Regions from separate parts of the Homo sapiens genome. Here region 2 is linked to region 1. The links are chromatin loops, found by intact Hi-C in ENCODE. Cell type or tissue: ascending aorta. All regions are shown on one strand.

Region 1 (2,500 bases):
AATTGAGAATAAAAGCATGAATATTTAAATTTTCTAAAAGAAGTTTTTTTTTTTTTTTTTTTTTTTTTTTTTTGAGACAGAGTCTTGCTCTTATTGCTCTGGCTGGAGTGCAGTGGTGTGATCTCGGCTCACTGCAACCTCCACCTCCTGGGTTCAAGTGATTCTCATGCCTCAGCCCCCCAATTAGCTGGGATTCTTGTGCCTCAGCCTCCCAAGCAGCTGAAATTACAGGCACATGCCACCTCACCTGGCTAATTTTTGTAGTTTTAGCAGACATGGGGTTTCGCCATGATGGCCAGGCTGGTCTCAAACTCCTGGCCTTAAGTGATCCACCCACCTCAGCCTCCCAAAGTGCTGGGATTACAGGCATGAGCCACCATGCCCTATCAGAGAAGAGATTTCTTGGAGAGAAATTCATCTTACTCCTCTATTGTCAGGATTGAAAAAATATCCTTTATACTTTTAAACCCACTATCATACTTTTTAAACAGGATTTTTAAATAAAATCTATGCTTCCCTGTAGATTAGTAAAGCTAGATTTTAACAGGTAAACTAGAAGGGGTTAGAATTTAAGACACTTCAGGTAAATATAAAGGAAATCTATGTTTATTGACTCAATCCTTAGGATATCAGAATGAAAATATATGTGTGTGCATGTTTGTGTATTATTCTCCTAGCCATTTTTCCTCCCTTCAATGCCCAGATCACCTACCTGAAAACATGGTGGAAAGTCCAGAATTTACAGTAGATTTCTTAGTGCTTGACTTAAGTAGAATAGAGGAAAGGCACAACCTAAAAAGCCAAGTGTGCCCTTAGCAAAAGCAAATGTATTTGTTTGGTTTTTCTGCCCACTATAATTTCAGGAACTCTTACTCATCTAACACTGAAAAAAAAATATACAGCTTTAAGCTTAAAAAAAAAAAAAAGAAAGAAAGAGAAAAGAAAGAGAATTTTCTCCTCCCCAGTGCTTGTAATACCCCATTAAAAGCTTGGGAATAAAACTTCCTTCCCTATCAATGTTGTCCTTTTCCATTAAGCAAATATTGATTTCCTCTCCTTCCTTCCCCACCTCTACCCCCCTTAGATACGGGAGTCCAAATTACCATTGGCTCTTTTTGTTTACTTCCTTCTTTGTGTACTAACAAGGCTGAGTGTTTGTGTATTGCCTGCTGCTAGGCAGCCAACAGGGGGCGCTCACTGCATATTTTGATGAGGGGAAAAACGATTGGATTCAAAATAATCTTCAGTTTTCCTTGCACTTTCAATGCAAAAGTAAAGACTATAGTTCTCACACACAAAGGTTTTGCAAATGTGTTCAGAAGCAACGTGAGGAAATGTCTAGGTCAGGGAAGGAGGCCTTAGGGAGAGCCAGTATTTATACATGGAATGGGGATTTGAAGTTCCTAGGGACTTGGGTCCCTGAATGATTTGGGTCATTGATCATCAATTACACCTAAATTTTCTGGGCTATAATGACTAAATTTATTGGGCAATTTATCAACTTCTCACTTTGTGTACTTGGACACAGACTGAATAGTCAGAAAATATGTTCTAATTTTGCTTTCCCCCCGTTACTCTGGAGCGTCTCTTAGCATTTAGTTTAGGCTGCTCCATGTATAGGATGCAGAATGGAATCCTGTATTCCCACCGACAGTTTCTCCTAAGAATAAACTTCTCGGTGTCAAAATGGCAAACGAAAATAATAATGACACTTCGGGGTATATAAAATTTTAAGAACAGTCATACATTATAAGATCAAGGAAAAGCTGGGGAGGTGTTAGAATTTTAAAGTAACTCTTATCTACTTTGATTCAGATTCGATTTCAATTGAGAAAATTCCTAAAAATAAAACAACATGTAGCCTATTCAAATATTGTTTGATTTTCATGTTTAAAAGGTCAAGCTTTAAACTTGAAAGGAGTTTAAAAAGAAGTTGTTTGAGCTCCAAACAAATGCTAGCAGAAACAAGTTATTTTGAATTATTTGCTTCTAAAGACAGATAAAAAGAGATCAGACATAACAAGCTCTCATTAGAAGAAAATATAGTATATGGCAAGCCCTGTAAAATTTATCAGGATCTAACATTAAGATATACCCAAATTCATGGGTATATATTGAGATTTTTAAAAATAGTTAATATTGCTTACTGTTGATCACACTAATAAATAAGGTTTCCTATAGAATTATTAAAGCCTTCCTTTTGATTTACACAGCAAAGACTTCAGTAACAGTGATGGCGTTGCTCATTATTCAACAAAAACCACAGGAAAAATGTGCATCTTAGAAACATATTTTGTTCTCTTTCTGAAGCCCAAACAACTTCCAGCTAAAAGACATATTTTGATTAAGATAATATTTTTCCCTAATCAATATTTTTTACCTCTGGGTTATTACTTCCTTGAAGGCTTCTCTGACTTTTTTTTTTCTTTCTAAATTAGTCCATGTAGTTTATGAGAAATCATCAGCACTGCCATACGCTGCCGTTTACATTAAATCTTTC
Region 2 (2,500 bases), 340 kb after region 1:
ATTTCTCCCTGTCTTTGAGAGACAGGGCACCATCACAGATATAGGAATGAGCAGACTTAGCTTCAAATTCCAGCGGGGGAGACCATTGACAAGTCACATGCCTAAGGCTTGGTATCCATACACGTGGTATCCATGTGACTTGTGACACGTGATTAATAATGCCTGTCTTTAAGAGTCATTCTGAGGATGACATGAGGGAGCAAACACATGAAGTAGCACCATGGGTGCTTTGTAGATACAGACTGAATCTTTAGAACAATTTTATTTTACAGATGAGGAAACTGAGGCACAGAGAGGTTAAAGGATTTGCCATAGGAAGTATGTGATAGGCGACTTGAATCCAGACAGTTTGATGTCAGAGATCATGCTTTTAACACATGCTATATTGCCTCAAGGAAATGGATTTAGTAAATGGCAGTTGTTATTATTGTTATTGCTATTTTTAGTCTCTTCGCTTCTCTTCTCCTGCAGAGTGGAAGGTAAGGGAGGGTGCACAAGTGTTTGCAGGTAATGAAGTGTATGTGGGGCTTTTATCACCTCCACAGCCTAAACCTGGATCTTGTCATGCTAGGAAATCAAGCTACAATGGAACATTGATTTTTGCTGGTCACTATGAGGCCTGGAGGGTCGCGGAGTCCCCTGGTGCACTCAAACTTTATCTTTCTATCAATTAGCTTACACATCTCTAGAATGTGGATGGATAGAAACCCTCCTAGATTACAGAATCAAACCACCAATATTCTGGCCCCAATTAGTGACATAACTTCAATTCAGCTAGTAACTTCGAGGCTCACTTTCTTCCCCTTGGCTTCAAAAGGCTGTTTCATTCCAGTGTTCTACAAGACCCCTTCCGCCTTGAGGATTCTAGGATTCTCTGTCAGAGTCCTGGCCCAGTTAGCTTTGCCCTCACACACCCCACAGAACACAGAGCAGTCTCTTCTCTAGCCAGGGGCCAGCTGGGTAGTGTATCCCTCAATGTAGATCAGTGGTGACCCAACCACGACCAGCAGCCCTAGATCCAGGTCCCCACCTATTATTGTATACCTGTGAGCTAAGAATGGTTTTTACATTTTTAAATGGTTGAAAAAATTCAAAAGGAGAAAAGCACTCATGAGACATGAAAACTATATGAAATTCACATTTCGGTGTCCTTGGATAAAGTTTTATTGGAACCCAGTCTTGCTCTTTCATTTACATATTGTGTTTGGCTGTTTGTGGGCTGTTGAATATAAGTAGCAACAGGGACCAGATAACTACCAAGCCTAAAACCTTTATGATGTGGGTGCCTTACAGAAAAAGTTTGCTGACATGGACCTAAAGGCATGGCAAGAGAAAAAGTTCTAGTTTGGCTTTGTTTTATTTTGTTTTGTTTTACAAAGGAAACCCAGGTACTGTCTTGTGCTCAATCAGTGAAAAAAAAAAAAAAAAAAACCCTATGACCAAGGAGCAGCTCCTACAGCCAAGGAATCACAGAGTGCCCGGGCCTGGCCGTTTGCCAGCAGAAGTGGTTCTGGCAGCTGTGTGAGCCGTGGGGAGCAGCAGATTATCCCAGCAGCGTGAGCTTTGCAAAATTCCCGTCTCGTGGCTGAGCAAACCTGCTCGATGTGCCACAACTTTCCGTCAGTAACATGCCTATATGCTCATTTTCAAACATTATCTCTGCCAGGAGGGATAATTTGCTGTAATATGAGGATGAGACATCCAGGAGCCGTTCAAATCGTCATTCAACTTATTTTATTCTTTATTTTTAAACTATAAAAAAAAAATCCTGGAAATGGAAATGTTTCCAGCAAAATCAATTTTCTGCAGAAGAAAAACTTTACAGATTTTATTTCTGATCCAGCAAAAGGCTGGGTTCCATGGGATCCATACGGTTATGAAGAGGATGAGGAGTTGGGGTGTGTGTGTGGGGGTGGGGGAGAGGGGGTTGTTGTTAGATCAGATTACAGAAAAGCTAGTGCTTCGGAAAAACATTTAGATGGTAGATTTGGAGATAAATTTAAATATTATGATTGCTACAGAGAAAACTTAAGAAGGAAGTCCAGAAATAACCCAGGATCATAGGGAAGAAACCATTCAGTGGTTTTTAAGAAAACACAGCACTTAGTAGTTGCTCAGCTAGAGATAAGTCATAAATACCAAATAGAAATGTATTAAGAACTAGTCGATTCATCATCCTCCCACTACTGTAGAGAGATAGAGACTCCAGGCTAATCCCTCCTCCACTCCCATCACAGTTCAGCTGCTGGAGTCTTCCCAGTCAGCCTGATCTGGCCTCCTCCCTCTGGACCAGGGGGCCTTTCTGTCCTTCTTCCCTACCAACCAGGAAGCCCCTGGAGACCAGCATAATATTTTATTCCTCAGTGAATCCAAGGACTGCTTTCAGGGACAGAGCTGTAATAGGAGCCCAATAAATAAATGTTAGCTGAAAAAAAACAAAAACACCTATTTAGCTCAACTTTGGGAGTGGGGAGAAACCTTTTGTTGAGTTTGGAGCTCC

Evidence for each region. A loop is a pair of places that touch in the nucleus more often than their neighbours do. Peaks named below come from ENCODE experiments on the same cell type or tissue, not always from the same donor. Only the 100,000 strongest peaks of a DNase experiment are listed, where the experiment ranks them.
Region 2: a loop joins it to region 1, with 2.5 times the contacts of the local background. A loop is called at or near these places in 2 of 110 quality-filtered maps.

The regions. Positions count from the first base shown.
Region 1 is chr7:38,931,566-38,934,065 of GRCh38, forward strand. No RefSeq gene overlaps it. Among named protein-coding and RNA genes, the nearest start is that of VPS41, 24 kb to the left of the region's middle. In ascending aorta, a CTCF peak has its summit at 1,158 (motif pointing right); a DNase peak (open chromatin) is centred at 1,182.
Region 2 is chr7:39,270,083-39,272,582 of GRCh38, forward strand. All of the region lies in intron 4 of POU6F2 (POU class 6 homeobox 2), which reads left to right. Among named protein-coding and RNA genes, the nearest start is that of SNORA20B, 58 kb to the right of the region's middle. RefSeq lists enhancers at 1,051-1,551, 1,552-2,052. In ascending aorta, no CTCF peak of the experiment used is centred here; a DNase peak (open chromatin) is centred at 1,509.